Linked DNA regions of Homo sapiens: region 2 is linked to region 1. Evidence: read pairs that join two places in POLR2A ChIA-PET (ENCODE). Cell type or tissue: HCT116. All regions are shown on one strand. Links, peaks and the distances in the headings refer to the core of each region. The heading gives the core; the rest is flanking DNA.

Region 1 (4,727 bases), core at 498-4,497:
AGGAATCACCTCTCGGCTCCACCTCCATAGCAACTGCCCTCTCAGAGGATCCACCTCCTCAGAGGGACTAGGAGCTCCTAGGTCAGGAAATGGCAGTGGCTGATGTAGCCTGATCTCCACCAGAAGTGGACGCTCCTCTTTGTTGCTGCCTGGTGAAGCGGGGGACTTATTTACTTTCACTGAAGATCTCCTTTAATTTTTTCTTTCCTCCTTCACTTTTCCTAATTTGGTTTTTCATTCATAGATGCATGCCTTTTTTTTTTTTTGAGACGGAGTCTCACTCTGTTGCCAGGCTGGAGTGTGGTGGCACGATCTCGGCTCACTGCAACCTCTGCCTCCTGGGTGCAAGAGATTCTCCTGTCTCAGCTTCCTGAGTAGCTGGGACTACAGGCGTGCACCACCACGCCCAGCTAATTTTTGTATTTTTAGTACAGACAGGGTTTCACCATGTTGGCCAGGCTGGTCTCGATCTCTTGACCTTGTGATCTGCCCACTTCAGCCTCCCAAAGTGCTGTGATTACAGGCGTGAGCCACCCCCCCCCCAGCCAGATGCATGCCTTTATTCCACATCTACCAAGTGACTCCTCGCATGAGGCCCTGTGCACTGGGCACTGCGCTGATAGGCAGGGCGTGGCGCTGACACCCTATGGCGGGGAAGGTAGACAGCAAACAAAACAAACAAACAGATGTGAATAAGGACAGAATGATGCTGTGAAGGACTTGGCCGAGTGTCCTTTGGAAGAGTGGGGAGGAGGACAGAGGGAGGAAAGGCCTCTCTGAGACCTGAAGGTAAGAAGGAGCTGGCCGTGTGGAAGGCAGAAAAGAGGGGTCCAGGAAGAGGCAGAGCATGGGTCATGAGCCCTTAGCAAGGCCTGGAAGAAAGTCCAGACATGTCTGGAGCATGGTGGGGGAAGGGAAAAGGGCGTGGTGGGGTGGCTGACAGGGGCCGCTCACGCAGGCACAGCCTGTGTCCTAGGGGCCCCTAATCCTTGTGGGGCCTGCAGGAGCCTCTGACTCTGGACCTGCTTGCCTTACATCACTTGGTCTGGTCTTGCCGCTCTCAGATACACATAGCCCTTCCACCAAAATTGTATACGTTGATTCAAATGAACATCTATTCCTCTTTGCTTTTTTAAAATTTTATTATTTTGTGTAGAGATGGGGATCTCACTATATTGCTCAGACTAGTCTCGAACTCCTGGGCTCAAGCAATCCTCCCACCTCGGCCTCTCAAAGTGCTAGAATTACAGGCCTGAGCCACCATGCTGGGCCTTCTTCATCTTTTCTACATAGAGATTAAGAGGGTACAAAAATTTGAATAAATTCCACCAGATCAACTTGATTGGTTCACCTTTAAAGAACACTTGAACTCAGGCTACTTTTGAACTGATTTACTGATAAGCATCTTGGGTGCCAAACAATAGGCTTGCCTGATGCTTCAACTTTCACTTGGGAGCTTGGCAGCCCGAAGACCTGACCAGAGACAGAACCTGAGGCAGGACAGAGGAAAGGAGAGGGAGCCGAGGAGGACAGCTCCCCAGAGCACAAAGGGCACACCCTGAACAAAGGGCAAAGGTGTCTCAGGTACTGGTGCCTGCTGGGAAACCAGCCGTGCCCTTCTACCCAGCTGGTGGGAAAGTAGCAGGTACAGTCTTTCTAGCAATTCTGCTGACTTTTTTTTTTTTTTTTTTTTTTTTTTGAGACGGAGTCTTGCTCTGTCTCCCAGGCTGCAGTGCAGTGGCACAGTCTTGACTCACTGCAACCTCTGACTCCCAGGTTGAAGCGATTCTCCTGCTTCAGCCTCCTGAGTAGCTGGAACTACAGGTGCCCGCCATCATGCCTAGCTAATTTTTGCATTTTTAGTAGAGTCGGAGTTTTATCATCTTGGCCAGGCTGGTCTCAAACTCCTGACCTCAAGTGATCCTCCCGCCTTGGCCTCCCAAAGTGCTGGGATTACAGGTGTGAGCCACCGCGCCGGGCCTCAGCTGACATTTCTAATGCAGGTTTCCTTTAATTCTGCGGTTCTACCACTAGGTGCCCCCTAATGGATACATGGACAAAAAAACATCGAGCTGTGCACACGTGACGGTCACTCCAAAAGTTGGAGGCCACCCAAATGACTCTCAGTTTGTCAAAGCAGGCCAAATCAATTTCAGCCCATCCATACAACAGAATAGTCTGCAGTGATTAGACATAAGGAGGCAAAGTTCTAGACTCAGAGTAAAAGACCCTGAAGATATATCATTAAATAAATGGGGGAAAGGCCAGATATGGAATAGTGTACGTATACCTTGCTCCCCTATGTAACTGTTTAAAATGATATATATTTATATGTAGATACATGCATACTTTTTTCTGGTGGGATACATAGGAAACTTTGGGGATGAGGATTGGGGTCAGAGAAAAGCAGGGAGATTTTAATCATTTTTCTAGATCTTTCTGTACTGGTCAAGTTTTTATATCATGCGCAGTTATTGCTTTTATTTAAAGAGTAATAGGAAGAAAGGAAGAAAAGACAAGACACCAGCCTCTATATTGGTAGAAACCAATTCAGTCCTCCCTTAAGCCCTGCCTGCCAGTGGCCGATGTCACCATGGAGAAGGTTACTCGGGAGCCTTCCTTACTCTAAACTCACTGCTCACTTGCTGGGGGAGTTGTGGGACTGGGAAGTTTCTCTGCAGGAGAAAGTGTCTTTATGCCAGAATTAGGCACAAAGGGCATTAGGACACTTGGCTGTCTGTGTCTGTGTGACTCAGGACACATAAGCTACAGACTCTTTTCACTGGAAGTTTTCAGCTCAATCTGGCAACCCATCTATTGAACACCTACTATGTGTCAGCACTCTGCCAGGCCTATGGAATGAGCAGACACAAAGGCAATTTAACCCTTGCCCCCAGGAACAAGATAAACAAATGACGCTGGAAACTGCAGATGAGGGAGAAGTGCTATAAGAGATGGGGACAAAGTGGAGGAAGGGAGAGATTCCCTATGGCCAGAGGGACCAGGAAGGCTTCCTGGAGGAGGTGGGAGTTGATATGGAGCAGTCCCACGCCAAGAGAACAGCTTGAGCAAAGATTGGGAAGCAAAAGAGAACTTGTGCAGGGAAGGAGGAGAGGCTGGAACCCAGAATGCTGGGCTGGGGAGGGAGAGGTGGGCAGGGGAGACGAAAGGTTAGCTCTGCCGAAAGCAAGAACCTGAAGGAAGACAGGAGCTGGGCCAGAGAGGGCTGAGTGCCCCGCAAGAGGTTTGCACTTAATTCTGTGAACACTGAAAGGTTTTGATTTGGGAGTAAGAGGGTCAGAGCTGTGTCTGAGGCTCATGTTGATGACTGTCTGGTTTGTAAAAGTCAGTGTCGCCTCGTGAAAACATGGAAGTGCCTACGGAGTAGATGCTGGTATGAAGGGCAGGGAAGAGCACTGTGAGCAAAGTCTTTGAGACCAACCTTGCAGACAGCGGGGACAGCAGGCTGGGCTCTGGGGAATGGGTCCGCTGGGGTCTGTCAGGATCTGCCCAGGTCTGCTGGGGTCGGCCGGGGTTTTAACCTTAAGCATCAGCTCCTAACTTGCCTGGAGGCAGGATGAGGGTTTCCACCTCCCGCGCCTTGAACCTCGGCACTTGCCACTCTAGTTACGGTTCTAGATGACTTGGCTCAGCTGCCCCCAGAATCACAGCCCAGGATCAGCCATCCTGGTCCTCCTGTGACAGGTAACGTGGAAAAGGCAGTCTATGGCCTAAGGGAGAGAGGCCACCAGGCTCACAAATGAGCTTCAATGTCACTCATCTTTTAAAAGTAGATTTCCGGCCAGGCACGGTGGCTCACGCCTGTAATCCCAGCACTTTGGGAGGCCAAGGCAGGCAGATCACCTGAGGTCAGGAGTTCAAGACCAGCCTGGCCAACATGGTGAAATCCTGTCTCTACTAAAAAACACAAAAATTAGCCAAGTGTGGCAGCAGGCACCTGTAATCCCAGCTACTCTAGAGGCTGACGAGGAGGCGGAGGTTGCAATGAGCTGAGATTGCGCCACTGCACTCCAGCCTGGGCAACAGAGCCAGACTCTGTCTCAAAAAAAAAAAAAAAAAGTAGATTTCCCATTTGCCTCTCTGAAAAGGAAGTTTTCTATAACTTTTCAAATCTTTCAGGCCCCAGTGCTGGCTCTTCCCTCCCTCAGGAACCTGCAGCCTCACCCCTGGCTGAAAGTGTCCCTATCTGCAGCTGACATCAGGCACATCTCACTTCTGAATAGCTGCTTCCAGCTGACCTTCTCCTGTGTTTTCAGCCCTGAGAGTATTATGAAGATTAATTAGAGAGAAGCTGTCTACTAGGAGGCAACCGCAGTACCAGTCTCTGGAGAGCAGGGCCCCTGTCTTACTTGGCCTCTCATTCCATAAGTGCCTGCTGAGTGCGCCAGGCCATCTTTCAGGTGATGGAGCACAGTGGCTGCGGGCCCCACTCTGGAGCAAGACTGCCTGGGCTTCTCTCTCTGCTTGCACCGCTGGACGTGGTGGCTCACCCCTGTAATCCCAGCACTTTGGGAGGCCGAGGCAGGTGGATCACCTGAGTTCAGGAGTTCGAGACCAGCCTGGCCAACATGGTGAAACCCTGTCCCTATTAAAAATACAAAAATTAGCCAGGCATGGTGGTGCACACCTGTAGTCCCAGCTACTCGGGAGGCTGAGGCAGGAGAATCACTTGAACCTGGGAAGCGGAGGTTGCAGTGAGCTGAGAT
Region 2 (4,727 bases), core at 278-4,277, 1.6 Mb before region 1:
CCGCTGCGTGTCCTCGTAAACTCAGTGGTTCCAGCGCCAGCCTCTGAGGTAGCAGCTCTCCTGGAGAACCAGGTCTGCACTGTTCTGGGTGTCGAGCCTGCAGGACCAGCTGAGAACCTGCTCCTTTGGGCTTTGCAGTGTTTGAAAGCACATAGTATCCCATTTTAAATCCCTTCCTGCTGAAACACCCAGAGTAGATTATTTCCTCTACTGAGGTCTGATGCATTCAATTCTTCATTTACTGTGAAGATTAAATGAGATAATGCATGTGGAGCACTAGCATATCTCCTGGCACCCAGTATGTGTTCAATAAGTGGTAGCTGTGGCTTGTGCTTGTCATGGTAATAAATTGTTTACTTGTGACCTAAGTTATTAAGATCATGTCAGGGTTTTCAGGCAAGCCGCAAACGTCTTTGATCCATATTATGACAAAACCATACCTATTCAGTTTTTTCTTAGGATACTTTTGAAACACAACCAACAAACACATAATGAGTGCAGGCCACCATGCTGGCAAAAGTAATGAATGAGCAATCATGTATTTGGACTTCGGATATGCTAGTCCTTGTGCTAAGCAAGTTAAGACAAGCTTTTGAGATGGGTGTCATCATAGCTATTTTACAGAAAGAGATACAAGCTCAGAGAGGCTAAGCAATTTGCCCAAGGCTGCACAGCTAGGTAGTGGCAGAGCCTGGTCTTGGAGGCCAGGTCTTCTTTCTTCTCATTCCACCACAACAGCCTTTTGGAGTTTTTGCATGGGTTGTTCGTTCTGGTTTTTGGTTTGGTTTTTGGATAAAAATCAAGTGTCATTTTTCAGGGCCTATGTGGCAGGCATCCCAGATTTCCATCTTATGAATGGCCCTGAGGAGCCTGTACATTGCAGCCTCATCTTCCTCTCAGATGGTGGAGACAGAAAGCCTTGAGCAGCACTGTGCTCAATCTGGTGACAGATGGTGGTCAAGGCTAGACGTTCTCCTCTGGGAAGTCTGAGGGACTGGTGAGCCCTTGGAGCAGGCCCAATGCTGGCCTTGGGCCTGGCCTGAGGGGAACCACCGCCATAGAGGAGGCACAGTTCCACGGCTTACATAGGATCAAAAAAACTTTTTATTCTTATTTTCTCGAGATGGAGTCTCACTCCGTCACTCAGGCTAGAGTGCAGTGGCGCGATCTCGGCTGACTGCAAGCTCCGCCTCCCGGGTTCACACCATTCTCCTGCCTCAGCCTCCTGAGTAGCTGGGACTACAGGCACCCGCCACCACGCCCGGCTAATTTTTGTATTTTTAGTAGAGACGGGGTTTCACTGTGTTAGCCAGGATGGTCTCGATCTCCTGATATCATGATCTGCCCACCTCAGCCTCCCAAAGTGCTGGGATTACATACGTGAACCACCACGCCTGGCCAGATCAAAGAACTTTCTAACTTCTCCCTAATAAACACAGGCAGGGTTCTGGAGCAGGGGTCCCCAACCCCCAGGCAATGGACTGGTACTGTTAGGAACAGGGCGCAGGGGGTGAGCAGCGGGTGAGCAAGCAAAGCTTTGTCTCCATCTACAGCCACTCCCCATTGCTCACATTACTGCCTGAGCTCTGCCTCCTGTCAGGTCAGAGGTGGCATTACATTCTCATAGGAGCACAAACCCTATTGTGAACTGTGCATGCAAGGGATCTAGGTTGCCTGCTCCTTATGAGAATCTAATGCCTGGTGATCTGTCACTATCTCCCATCACCCCCAGATGGGACTGTCTAGTTGCAGGAAAACAAGCTCAGGGCTCCCACTGATTCTACATTATAAGTTGTATAACTATTTCATCATATATTACAATGTAATATTAATAGAAATAAAGGGCACAATGAATGTAACATGCTTGAATCATCCCAAAACCATCCCCTCTGTGGCCCATGGGAAAATTTTCTTCCACGAAACTGGTCCCTGGTGCCAAAAACGTTGGGAGCCACTGTTTGGGAGGATAAGTCAGAGCCTGGGTCTAGGAAAGGAAACAATTGATCAACTGATTTGGTTTGGGGCCTTTCTGTTGCTTTCACTGAGGGGTATTAGAAGACTAGGGGTTTCCTGGAAAACCTTTGTTTGGGACCAACCAACTTCTTGGTACAAAATGATCTTTCAAGCTAAGTCAGATCAAGGAGGAGCTGTACAGCCATGAGTAAGTAGGATGTTGGAAGGACAGAAAGGAACAGAGTTTCTGGGTAATCTCCCCAGCGTACGCTTCTGCTGTTTACTGGCCATGTGACCTTGGGCAAGTTACTTAACCTCTCTGAGCCTCAATCTCTTCATCAGTAAAATGGAAATAATAACCTCCTTAGCAAGGTAGAAAATTACATCATACATGTAAAGTGTTTAGCTTAGAACACTCTCAAAATGTGCTAGCAATAAAATTGATGGGTTATGGTTTCAGCCAAGGACCCCACTGGACCAGTGGTTCTCATCCTTGACTGCTCATCAAGGCTACCTTAGGAAGCTTCAAAGGCTACCACAGCCAGGTGCCCACATGGACCAAATTAAATCAGTGACTGCAACGTTAGTCACTGCTGATGACTTAATGAGGCAATCATCCATCTGGATTGAGAAAGAAAGGGTGGCTTTGAAGTCAGACCTCAGTTGAAAGCCCGGTTCTAATGCACAACAAAACAGTAAACATGGGCAAGGTCCCACACCATCTGGCCTTGCCTATCTACCCAATCTCAACTAACACTGTCTCTTCTGTGTTCCAGAGCTTTCTGTTCACTCCTGCAATGCATCTACATCCCCTTTCCTTCTTGCCTCGGTGCAGTTGCACCTGCTGTTTCCTCTGCCTAGCATGCTCTTCCCTTTGCCCTCCACCCAGTGTTGCAGGAAGCTCCTCCTCATTCTTCAGATTCCAGCTGAATTGTTCTTCCTCAAAGGAGCCTTCTCTTAACTCCCTCCTTAAAACTACATCAAATCTCCCTGTGTAGAGATTGCTAGTTTCCTCTCAAATATCAGGTCTTCCCTGGTAATACAAGTTTTATCTGGGCACATGGCTTTATGCAAGTAAAAACTACATTTCCCAGCTGCGCTTGCAGCAGGAAGTAGCCATGTGACCAGAATCAGGCAAAGGAAAAAGTAATATGTGCAGTTTCTGGGTCCTGCCTTAGAAGGAAAGGTGTTTGCCCTTTACTTCCTCTTTCCCTTTTCCCACTGGCTAGACTTAGACCTGACGGTGGTAGTCAGCTTGTTGAGGGTGGCAAAACAATAGAATGAATGTGGCTTGCATGAAGCAGAGCCAGTCAGCCAGGCCTGGGCCACTTATGAGACTATTACGTGAAAAAAGAATAGCATTCTTATTTTTATTATTTCGATCAATGTTATGGCAGCTGAAAAGTTATCCTTGGTAATATGTAGCATATTTTTTTTTGCCATGATAGCATCCTATACTTCCTTATACCCAGCTCATCAAAAATTTATTACTTGCTTTCTATGTGTTAGGATATCTTACACTCTTTAAATCACGTAATTGCTTTTTATACATATTTAATTAACGTTCAACTTCTCCATTAAACTGTGAACTCCTTAAGAGTAGAGACTGTATCTGCTTTATTCACCTTTCTAGCTTTAGCACTTATCACATGTCTGAAATCAAGATGCATTTTTATAACCTGCACTGCCAGGCAGCAGCAAGGACTTTGTCGTCACTTCCCATGTGCACAAACTGAGTCACAGTTGTTCACACTTTGTCACTTCATTTGAGTTATGTCCACTGTTGATAATACATGCCAGAAAATATAAGTGACATGAGGAGAAGTTGCTAATACTCTCAGAACAAAGGAAAGAAATTTCAACTTAAAAGAGTCTGGTGTGACCAATTTATGTATTGTGTTGGGTTAACAGTTAGGATGCTAAACTTCAATTTGTCATAAATTTCTTGCTGTCTTGAAACAGACGCTGAGGAACTTCCAGTAAAATTTGATTTTGATTCAATTGAAGAAAAAAATGAAAGAATTCAGTCAAATTCTTATCAAAATTTGTGGCATGTGTCTGCAACATGGCAAAAAACCTAGAAACCACAGTAGAGCACTCTTTAAGACACACTATGGCACAGATGCTCTTCATGATGCAGAGAATGAGACTGTGTGGAAAAACATGGGCATCTGTGACTCTGATGCAGAAGCTGACTCATGGACTTGTGCTCTGGTAGCCAGGAGAAAGTAGCAAGAAGCCAGCACTCCTGCTGCAGCAACTTAAAAAAAAGACAAATAGCAAAAATCGTATTTAAAAACAATTAGAGAGTTGTGGAAACAAGGAGAAGATAAAATTTCCAGAGTGGAAACAGCCCTCCCTAGGTAAGCTGGTTGGCACCGGGCCTCTTCTTCCCTTTGGGTATTTGGTCATCTGGGAATGGCTGTAGGATTGGGATATGGCCTATGCAGAGACTTTGCTTGGGGAAAGAGAAAGCAAGAGAGCTTTCATTGGTTATTTTGGGGCTAGCACGACAAATTAGAAACTAAAGGACACCAAACATGAGGCTGACTTTCTCACATGGAAAGCTTGATATATTTTAGGGTGATGTGACAGACTGGGAAGCTGGGTTAGATAGAAAGGTAGAGTAAAATCCCATTGTGCTTAGAAGATGAAGTCTTGCTAGAGAGAAGAGTTATATCCCAAATATATGGAAAGTCTCCCCCTGAAGATGTTTGCCATATGTTGAGTCTACGTATGGCAAGAGACTAAGGGCTAAGAGATCCTCTAAAAAG

The links. ChIA-PET counts read pairs that join two places held together with the same protein. Peaks named below come from ENCODE experiments on the same cell type or tissue, not always from the same donor. Only the 100,000 strongest peaks of a DNase experiment are listed, where the experiment ranks them.
Region 2: POLR2A ChIA-PET joins it to region 1 with 5 read pairs; 1 of 35 experiments calls an interaction of 5 or more read pairs at or near these places.

The regions. Positions count from the first base shown.
Region 1 is chr10:118,801,752-118,806,478 of GRCh38, forward strand. The region is part of intron 3 of LINC03036 (long intergenic non-protein coding RNA 3036); the gene reads right to left. Among named protein-coding and RNA genes, the nearest start is that of CACUL1, 49 kb to the left of the region's middle. In HCT116, for the core only: a CTCF peak has its summit at 2,032 (motif pointing left); a DNase peak (open chromatin) is centred at 2,060.
Region 2 is chr10:117,184,459-117,189,185 of GRCh38, forward strand. No RefSeq gene overlaps it. Among named protein-coding and RNA genes, the nearest start is that of KCNK18, 11 kb to the right of the region's middle. In HCT116, for the core only: a CTCF peak has its summit at 1,559; DNase peaks (open chromatin) are centred at 1,592, 2,543, 2,813 and 3,043; H3K27ac peaks cover 624 bases.